Linked DNA regions of Mus musculus: region 1 is linked to region 2. A link is a loop called in an ENCODE intact Hi-C map of the cell type or tissue named here. Cell type or tissue: gastrocnemius. All regions are shown on one strand. Links, peaks and the distances in the headings refer to the core of each region. The heading gives the core; the rest is flanking DNA. Region 1 has its middle 23 kb from the start of Gm40381. Region 2 holds the start of Eva1a (eva-1 homolog A (C. elegans)).

Evidence for each region. Hi-C counts contacts between places; a loop is a spot of excess contacts. Peaks named below come from ENCODE experiments on the same cell type or tissue, not always from the same donor. Only the 100,000 strongest peaks of a DNase experiment are listed, where the experiment ranks them.
Region 1: it touches region 2 in a loop (2.3-fold over the local background); 5 of 42 quality-filtered maps call a loop at or near these places.

The regions. Positions count from the first base shown.
Region 1 is chr6:82,094,290-82,099,662 of GRCm38, forward strand. No RefSeq gene overlaps it. Among named protein-coding and RNA genes, the nearest start is that of Gm40381, 23 kb to the right of the region's middle. In gastrocnemius, for the core only: no CTCF peak of the experiment used is centred there; no DNase peak of the experiment used is centred there.
Region 2 is chr6:82,039,312-82,044,684 of GRCm38, forward strand. Eva1a (eva-1 homolog A (C. elegans)) reads left to right here and starts at 2,317. Exons shown (of 3, transcript NM_145570.2): 1 at 2,317-2,590. In gastrocnemius, for the core only: a CTCF peak has its summit at 3,083; DNase peaks (open chromatin) are centred at 799, 2,249, 2,483, 2,903 and 2 more places; H3K4me3 peaks cover 2,396 bases; H3K27ac peaks cover 1,578 bases.

The DNA.
Region 1 (5,373 bases), core at 100-5,099, 55 kb after region 2:
ACTGAGCAATAGTTTAACTGGTGACTTCCGTTTCAAATAACAAGAATTCCATTTTTTTTAACCTGTCCAGTTTCATATTTTAGGTTTAAATCTTTAACACCATTTCTAGTTCTAGTTTCTGTACAGCATACTTGTGTTTGTAATAGAGAGATATCCAACTTAAGAGAATTTATTGATTTATAAAACTCACAGAGGGCAGAGACAGATCTAGCTTCAGGGATGGCTGGGTTCAGAGACTCAGCACCAAGAGTTTGGCTTTTCCTAGGTCTGCTTCATCTCATTGATGTCGTTATTGTTGTTGTTGTTGGTAGTGCTTTGTTGTTTGTTTGTTTCTGCTACAGATGCAGCTGTACCACACTTGTATTCTCTTGAATGCTAAGCTCCAACACAGCACAGAGGGGATGTGTTTGTGGTGTGTGTGTGTGTGTGTGTGTGTGTGTGTGTGTGTGTGTGTGAGAGAGAGAGAGAGAGAGAGAGAGAGAGAGAGAGAGCATGTGTCGGGGGAGGTAGGGAAGGAGAGAGGAGAGGAATAGAAGGGTTGTATTGAGTGTGTGGTTTGTATACTGAGAAATGCCAGCTAACCAAATCTTAGGGAAACTTTTGGGAAATGTAAGGTGTCTCGAGTGCCTAAGGAAATTTCTCTAAGGCAGCTTGCACCCACTTCCCATAGGAGTCTCTTCCTGAGCTGGCCAGCACAGGTGGCTATTGTCAAACTGTGCTGTGGGCACTTCTGGATGTACATTGTTTCAGGGTAGGACACAGGAAAGTAATGCCTCACTGAATGGTAGGCAAGAATGATGAAGCCTCGTTGTATAATGTGCCAGCCAGTGAGATTCCATAGGATTCATGAGCTTAAAAGTTGTATTTTTTCTGTCATGAAGTTCTGAGTGATTTTATTACACAACAGACAACTGTATAATCAACCCTGTTCTACAGCTCACTGTTCCTTCTAAAGTCAAACTGAGATTTAATTGCCATGGAAACAATGCTGAGAGGTGGGTCCAGATGAGGAATTAGCTCATGAGGGTCCTCTCCTTATGGGTGGATGGAAAACTTCCCTGAGGCAGTGAATTCCTGATAAAAGTCTATGAAGTGGGCCTGATGTTCTTCTCTTGTGGGTACTTACCCTTCTGTGCTGAGAAAGCCCTTGATAGAGACTTGGGATATAGCTCAGGGGATGTCCCCTCACTCTTGAACTTCCAACTCTCTTTGAGTGACGAAAAGAATCCATATCACACTCCCCTTCCCCCGGAGAATGCCCTACCCATACTTTAGCAAGTGACAAGGTTAACCAAAGTCAGGGACCTTAAAGCTCTTCTCTTTCCTTGAGCCTCCCATGCAACTAATTAGCCAACCTTCCTTATCACAGATATTGTGGTAAATCTTGGCCATTAACTTGCCAAGATAGAAAACCTGAGCTATTGGTGAAGTACGTTGCTTGGTATCTCTGAGGAGGACTTTTGGAGAGGATTGGTAGGTGGGTCAGTGGCTCAAGTGGGGAAGACCCCGCTTGAATGTAGGAAAGCTATCTACTACATTTCAACCCTAAATGGAACAAACTTTGCCAGTTCTAACATATACACTTGCTCAGCTCTTTCTGATTGGCTCCTGATTCACTCCTATCACATCATACAGATAGCCTTCAGTGTGGACCAAAAGCAGTGGCTCTCCAGTGGTCATGCAGGCCTTGCATTTTACAGTGGAGCCTTATTGTTCTGAGGCGTCTAGGTTCTTATAATGATGGCTATTTAGAATTATATATATATATATATATATATATATATATATATATATATATATATATATATATATATATAGGTTTTTCCAAGACAGGGTTTCTCTGTATAACCCTGGCTGTCCTGGAACTCACTTTGTAGACCAGGCTGACCTCGAACTCAGAAATCTGCCTGCCTCTGCCTCCCAAGTGCTGGGATTAAAGGTATGCACCACCACTCCCGGCGGCTATTTAGAATTTTATGGCTATTTAGAATTTTAAGCTGTTGTGCTTCTGTTGAAGCTAAGTAACGATCTTAAGAGATTTTTTTTCAACAAGAACTCCCATTAAATTCAAAGTCAATTTGTTTTGGCAGTCATCTCTCTGTGACTAGTCTTTTCTGATTTATTTAAGTATTTTTCACAAGGCCGCTCTATCTCTCTGCATTCTATCATTTATTTGCATGTGTACATAGTTTGAACTCAATTGTGCTGTAATGTATGTGCTTCACCCAGTATGCGCTCATCAGAGTGGCAGTTCTGAGCATCTCCACTTGCTTTGCTTAGTCTGCCTTGGGCAGAGCAGAACTAACCTTGTTTCCTATGTGTTTCTGCATCTTCTCAGTCCATGCTGTGATCGCACAACTGGGAAATGAACAGGTCTGAAAAAATGCAAGGGCTCCATCTTACAATTGACCCACTGACTTCAGTCTTTCTAGATCTGACTGCATCATTGCTTGCTCTGAACATTGGGTCTAATATTTTAAGTGGCCATATCAATCCTATGAGTCTCTATGGGCTACATGGTCTTTCCGGATTCTCTTGCAAATTTGCATCATAACGTTACACTATTACTAATTGTAACTTTGAAAGTTGACAGGTGTAAGCTTAAAAGTATAAATTGATTTTCTTTTTAAACTCTTGTATGAAGATACTTTCCTTCCTTCCTCCAGACAAAGTCAAATGCTCTCATTGTTTCCCCATGGTTTCTGGACTCACACACTCTGGCTATGTGTGATTTTTATGATCTTGTCTTAATACTCCGTACTTTGTGCTCCTGACAATGAACCATATTGCACTGTTGATGCAAAAGCACAGCTCTCAATGCAAAGAGGATAACACTGTTTATTCTGGAACCAAATTTGAGTAACCACGGCCTGGAAACAGAAACTTTGGTGGCCCCAATGTGGAATTAGTTTCATGATGTTTTAGAGTAGCAGGAAAAAAAAGAAAGAAAGAAAGTCATAAATCAAGGCTGTGTTCCTGGTTTCTGTGTCGCCCTGACACAAACTAGAGTCATCTGGAAAAAAAGGAACCTCAACCGAGAAAACATCCACCAGATTGACCCCTGGGTAAGCCTGTGGTACATTTTCTAGATTGATGCCTGATGGGAAGACCAAGTTCATCATGGGTGTAGTGTCCCCCTCCCCCCCATCCTGGTTTCTTTAAGAAAGCAGGCTGAGGAAGCTCTGAGGAGAAAGCCAGTAAGCAGCATCCCACCATGGTCCCTGCATCAGTTCTAGGTCCCAGGTTCCTACATGCTTAAGTTCCTGCCCTGACTTCCCTTAGTGATAAGTAGTGAATGGAACTGAGAGCTGAAATAAACCCTTCCCTCCTCAAGCTGTTTATGGTCACCGTGTTTCATCATAGAAACTCTAAGACAAAGACAATTTAAAGACATTGGTAGAAACATTAAGCGGCCTTCACAGCACAGCTGAGAATCCCAGCTGAAGGTTTCAGATGCTATCTGATGACTTAGCATTTTGGTGGATGGAAAATTTGGGTCAAGTTAACACATTTCAAGTTTATTTATTTTTCTTCTGTAGTTAGAATGCTAGGTCATGCTTGCTGGGAGAAAGATGTTAGGTGACACAGAGATGAGAGGAGGAATAGCTATTTAGTGGCTAAAGATTGCCCAAGATACATTGTAATTAGGCTCTGGTTCCACAACATTCCAATCTTTCCACAGTTATTGAGGTTTTAATCAGTCAGCCTTTGCAGACAAGTCCTTTTCTGTATTTCTCAGTCACAGCACTCATCTCTGCATTCTCAGTGTTCACATTGGACTCATCGTAGAGTAAGACCTCCTTCAATACCTTCAGTACTGATATTCTCTCTCTCTCTCTCTCTCTCTCTCTCTCTCTCTCTCTCTCTCTCCCTCCCTCCCTCCCTCCCTCTGTCTGTGTGTAGACACCATCTCTCTGTGATGCTCAGCTTGGCTCCACACTCCCAAGTGGCTGGAAACACAGGTGCACACCACTAAACCTAACTAAATAGTTTTAAACTGCTAACGGGCCGAGCAAGGTCTCAGAGTACTTGAGCTACAGTCTCTGGTGGTGTGTGGTTCCATAGATTTCCCAGCCCTGCCTGTGACAGGGATTGTTTCCTGAGATCATGGACATCTGTTTTATCCATCCGTATGTATCCTTTCTGTCACAACTAGCAATTCCTTATGTTGCCCAGCTTCTGATGTTCCTCGTCTTCCTCCACTTGAACTGAGATGTCCATGTAGTGGGGCTGTCAGCTAGAAGTATCCTCTCATTTCAGTTTTGTCTGGAGAGTGTCTAAAAATTCTTCAGAGTTTAATTAATAACCTACTAAGTCTAATTAGTGCTGACCACATGTTAATGGTTATGAGGCACTCTGGGGCACAGGCAGCCCATCAACAGCCACAGCCCAAAGAAAACTGACTCTCTCTTTCCACAGTAGCCATCAACCAACAATAGTTCCTCAGCTAAGGGTGTGGCTCCAGGAGCCAGTTCCCATCTGCACTGAAGTTTTGACTGGTTTGATCTTGTCCAGATAACCACAGCTGTTGTGAGCTCAAGAATACAATTGTCCTATCTTGTCCAGAAGACAGCAATTCACAGCATTCTTATCCCTGGGCTCTTTCCTTCTTCCTACTCCCTTCTCTGATGCTTCTCTGTGTGTCTTGGGTAGGATTTAGAATAAGAAGGGAGAAGGTCTCCTTTAACTACAATGGTGTGTGTGTATGTGTGTGTGTGTGTGTGTGTGTGTGTGTGTGTGTGTGTGAGAACTCACTGATGACCAGTATTTAAGTCCTTTAGCAACATGGAACACATAAAGGAAAACTTCAAAGACTACATCTGGCAGCTGCCTCGTGAGTCTGCCTAATTGTCCTCTCTACCTGCATTACCCCGATGCTCCTGTTTTCCAGACCATCTGCTTTGCCTGTCTAGTCTGAGACATTTGAACCCCCCCCCCCAGACATATTCACTACATTTTTAATAAGAAACAAACATCGTTCTTTCCCCAGAGGAAACCATGGGACTGACGTCTGTTTTTTCGCCACTCACTCATTTCTTCTTTGTTTTCTTGTATTAAGTAATAGACAGACACGTGAGCCCCCAACGGAGTGGAAAAATGAAACGCAGATTTCATTTCCAGTTCTCATTAGACAAATCAAATTAATAGGAGCCTCCGGGGGTCTAAGAAGAAAGATTTCTCTGCTTTGGAGGTCAGTTCAGACTCACAATCATAACACCCTCTATTGTGAAACAAAACAAAACAAAAACTGGGTGACAGCTTTATTGTCTTAAAACTGTGTGCTTGCTACCAATCTTTTTATGAATAGCTTCTGATGCAATACACCTTGTTATGACATCAAACCAGACATATGGTTTTAAAGTGGTTGGTTGA
Region 2 (5,373 bases), core at 285-5,284:
TGCCACGTGAACTTCTGTAATATTACCAAATTGTTGTCACATGTGAGCACACACAGAGCTGTTGACGTCGCAGCAGTGGGGGGTGGGACAAAGGGCAGGCAGGGCCACAGCTACTCTCCAGTCAGATTTTGTTATCGTTACAGTATTTGTGCTCAAAGGGAATGCCATGGAAAGATCTAAACAACCATATCTCCTTTGCTAGCTGGAGAAACTCCAGGGCTCTAGATCTTTCTCCATCTATTTGACTGGGCTGTTGTCAGAGCAGGTGATGCCCGTTCTGCTCGCTGGAATCCAGGGAGCCCTGTGAATGGTGCAGGGAGGCCCCGTGTAGGGGCATCTTCTGTCCATATCAGTGAGGCCGCACATCAAGAAACGGAACTATGTAGATAGTAGCTTTCTTCCCCAACGCTGCTGAGAGGCAGTTCAGTGTTGTCTGCTTCATTATCACGGAGCAAGGCTACATTTCAGTAGGATGAAGCTTGTTCTAAGAATTCAGCATATATTAGCATCTCTTAGTAGCAATAATAAACACATCCAAAGCCAAATGGGGTCAGAGTATTCCAATGTCTTTTCTTCAGCCTAGGGGATAAATGGACTGGATCCAAATGTTCTCCTTAAACCAGTCTAAGGCCAAATGGTCCTGGAGAAGGTCTTGGCCACCTACCGGAAGGAAGCTGTGGTTGGTCCATCCCTTTATCCCACATACTGAGCATCAGTTCTGTGTGTGGTCCGGATCCAACCTGTGATCTCAAGCATGCCCAGGTGGCTGCAAACACAGCATGACGTCATGAATCCTTTGTGCTGCCTCTCCATCTGCCTGCTGATACAGCTGCCCAGTTATGGGGAGCGTGCCGAGTGCCTGGGTATGGAATTTGGAGTTGGTTAAGTGTGTGTATCTTTTACAGATAAGAAAAACTGAAGTCTGGAGAGGAGGCCTTATTCAAGTTCAGGGAGTAGTTTAGTGGCCGTCCAAAGCTAGAACTGGTTGCTCAAGGCACCGATGAAGCAAGACCCTTCCTGCCAGACCAGTAGCTTCTATAAGAGAAGACAACTGGTCTGTGTTTACATCAGGACCCTGAGATTGTTTTCTTTGAGGGAAAGCACTGCATTTCAAGGTTAAATAAAGCAAGCACTGTTTGGCCAAGTGTAGACTATGGCTCTCAGCCCTGGCTCTGTCAGATCAACTTTCAGAAACACACTTGGGGGACCCTCTTTAGACAAATTCAGTGATCGTATGAGTGGACCTGGGTTTCTTCTCATTTTTAAACCTAATAGCTTAAAGTCCAGCCAGGGCTCTGTGGTCTGATATATTCAGTCCACCATGCCACCAATGGTCTTGAAAGCAACATTTTCAAATAGCATCTGAATCCGGGCATTGGGTCAGAATGTAGACTCTCAGTGAGTCAGGTCCAGAGGGGCAGGAGAACAGCAGCTGTTTCTAGAGTATGCTTCTGATAGCAGTTCTCGAGGACACCTGGGATTCTGATGACCCCTTTTGGTCCCTGGTTATTCCATCCAATTTCTCCACCATCTGAGCCCTTGGTTTTCAGTTGCCCTGGTTCCCAGCAACACCCTTTCTTGGGCTGGCAGGGCGATCTCTTCTCTGTTCCCCTCCTTCTTCCTGTCTTTCACAGGGCTGGGCTGCACAGCCTGCCTGTCTGCCTGTCTAGACTGTCCTCTACCATTAAGACTGGTCCACTCCTATCTTTGCCCCAGTTACCTGTGCTAACTGCCGAGGAACAGGATGTCCTTTGGGGTCATTCTAGCCTGTTCTGCACCAAGCTCCTTGTGGCCACTGCATAAATACTCCTGTAGTTTAACAAAACTTCAAACCCAGGCAAGCAAGACCAAAAAGTGGTAATGTCTTCTGATACTAACGAACATTCCTTGGAGATTATGCATCAGACTTTAAACTCTCCACTCAGAAAAAAAAAAGAGTCGATCAAATTTAACAAAGTAAGTGGTTATTTCCTGTCTGGACTTGGGGTTTTAAAGCTGGCTCAACGAGTGCAGTCCACCAGGCAGGAATAAGCCAATGAGGGTTGGGGGTAGGGTTGGATTCTGCTTGCAGATCTGGGCTCCTTGCTGTAAAGAGGGAAATGTTGGAAGTTCGGGACAAGGTGGGGACCGCGGATGGGGAGATCATGTAACCCAGGGGACGGTGGGAAGCGCGGGGAGGCAGGCAAGAGTTGCCAAAGTTGAACTAAGTTGGAGCAGCCGTTCAGGTTTCGCGTCTCGCGGCGCCCACGTGGGGAAGGGGGCGGGGAGCGGGAGGGAGGGCAGGTCCGGAGCCGAGGGGCGGGGGTGGGGTGGGGTAGCGGGGGGAGACCGAAGGAAATGAGACAACCTTTTCCTCCCACGGACTCAGGCTCCTCTAGAGTGTGCAGGGCTGGAGGAGTCCAGAGGCTGGGTGTGCGCGTTCCGTGCTCAGCCCTGATTGGGGAGGGCCGCCCCAAATTGCTCTCCGGCGCGCGGGTGCCCCAGCCACAGGGCGCAGCAGCACACTGCCGTGCCCTTCCCTAGGTGATCTGATCCACTCCAGGCCCCCCTGCTCGGTCCCCGGAAGTACGCGCCAGTCGTCCTAGAGAAGGTAAGCTGCTTCCCCGAAGCGCGCTCAGGGCGCGGGGACACTCTAATTCTGCTGAGCGGGAACTCTTTAGTGCTCTTCGGATCCCAAACTACCGCTTTGTTTCCAAACCCCTGTCCAGGTGTTAGCACCGGTCCTGCCTTCTTCTTTTGCTTCTCCTTCCTTCTGGCGTCCCCAGCGTCTTGATCCTGTTTGGCTTGGTCAGACCACTCTTACCCTCTGCCTTGGGCTTTGGAGAACTCGTGAATTCCAAATCAGGGCGCTTCTCTTAGCTGCTCCAATCCCTGGAGCTTGGCTGAGCGGGCCAGTCGGCGGCGGCGGATTTAGGCTTGGCTGGGGATTAACCCACCTGAAGCCGGCCTAGCGAAGTACTTAGTTAACTCTTCTCAGAGCCACTGAACTATTGACACTTATTTGACGACCCCCGCCCCCCCGCGCGTCCCCAGATCCCCGAGATTGGAGTGGACCGTGGCGTTCTAAGGCTGTTGGCGCCCCCTAAAGCTTTAAATGTGACGCTCTGTTGCTGGAGAGGGACTCATCAGGTTTGGGGGTGAAGGATCCCGACGACTGGGGGTAGAGGGAAGAGATCTTTGCAGGGCATGAAGACAAACCAGTATGGCTCTGAAGCCGGCGAGACGGACCCGCTGGGTAGTTTCATTTTTGTTACTTAGTTAAACACCTTTTCCAACCTTAGGCCTGTGGCAGGAACTTCTAGGAATCTTGGCTTTAAAAATGGACAAAAGGAAAGGAGGGAGTAAGCGGCCTTGAGCCTCGCAGTTTGCAAAGGGTCCAAGCGTGAATTTGGATCCCAACAGGTCTGTGCCGCACACCCCAAGTCCAGCCCTAAAGATGGTTCCTCAGTCCAGTCTGAGCAAGAAATCTGCTACCTCCTGCCTGCTCACACTCAGGGAAGACCAAGCCTTTACCTTTTATAGCAAATACATCGCGATTCCGTTCAAATCCAAAGCGTTTATTTAGAGCCGGCTGCCGTCCTAGCTCACTGAAGAGGATACTACCCGGCGCCGCGCTCTCTCAGCCCCTCCCTCCCCTCCAGGCAGTGTAATTGTTAGTCTGCCACCGCGGGCCGGCTTGAGGTCAAGTCCGGTGTCAAGGAAGCCAGGGTCAGACCACCAGCCTTGGTAATGCCTTCTTGTGGCTGTTTTCTCTTCGGAAAAATAGTGGGGCCAAGAGTGTAACACACAGGGGTGGAGGTTGGAGGGGTTGGGGGGGAGTGGGGCGGCTAGCACTTGGGAGTGGAATCCGGAGGATCAGAAGCTCAAGGTCATCTGTGGCCACAAAATGAGTTTGAGTCCAACCTCGTTCCACAGGATTCTGCCTCAAAATACCAGAGTCAACGCCCCCCCTCCGATGTCAACCAGGAAGTAAAGATGGTGGAGCTTAATTTTAATTTTAGAGATATTTTATTTTGTATTTTGTGTATGTGTGTGTGTGTGCCACATGTGCTTTAATTGTGGCCCTTAAGGGAAGTCTGGTAATAGCTGGAGATACTTTTGGCCCTCACCCTGTGGGTGAGGGAGGATGCTGTTCGCTTGGTGGAATGCTCAGGAGAACCCTCTCCTCACAATACCTCTGGCCCATTACTGCTTGTGCTTTCATTGGGTCACCCTGACTTAAGGAACTGGCTCACAGAGAGTATCCCAACTCCCCTCCTTTCCAGATTACCCCAGCCCCTGTTCTCATATCCCCACCCCCACCTGCAGCCCCAGAGTCAGAATTCCACTGCTGGCTTCCCACCAGGCCGCTGGCCTGCCCCACACTTTTCTTGCTTCTCCATTGCTTACAGAAAGGACCTGGGTCTACAGGTGTCTGTCAGTCATTAACAGCAGCCCCTAGCCGGTCTCTTGAGGGGTGAGGCTTAATCTGTGACCTTGCACACCAGCTCCAGGCTTCCCTGCCCACCCTCAACCTCTAGCCCTTCTGCCATGCTTCCAACACATCCCAGTTCACCGATCCTCTGCTGTTTTGACCTCTTGAACCCACCTTCCCCGCCCTAGTGGCTTGGCAAACTGCTCATCTTTCTTTGGTCTAGAACTCAGTCTCTTCTGGATGGGAGCTTTTCTCCATTTCTTAGGACAGTGCCCTTGTTCCCTGCTGCCCTACCCAGTCACCTTCATTTCTTCAGTATCCCATTTGCAGAATTTACAGCAGGGGACCCCGTGGTGCTCACCTCTCCACTGATACCCACATACTGAGCCTGGTATGGGGCTGTGCTCACAATACCTGCTGAGCTCAAAGGCTTTGGATGTTGTCTGTATTCTAATCCCAGCTTTGTCACCTGTAAACTGTGTGACTTTGGGCAAGTGGGCTCAGACCCTCTGGGAGTCTTACAGGGAGAGCAAGCTGCATTCTCTGCAGGTCAGTGTGACGAACTAATAGGATAATTGTCCATTTTAAGACCGAGTGCCTGCCCCGTGCCATGCTCACTCCATGAATTTTGACTCGCTCGATATTGTATCATCACTACGAAGTTCATTGCAGAAGCACAGAGAGGCTGCAACATTTGCCTCACATCACACAGCTCATTAGTGCTGGGGCCAACATTCACATAAACCTTTGGATTTCAGAACACACACTCTTCTTGCTACAAAGGTAAGCAAGGGATTGTAGGAGACTCAGCCAATGTTCAGTGAATGTGATATGTGATTTGTCGACTAGATTAGTGGGGGCCTAAACACATGCCTGTTCTTTTTTAAACAGAGCCATGCTTAGGATCCAAGACTGTCCTATCAGCAGCCCTGGGGTTCCTTCTCCTTTTCGCTTTGCTT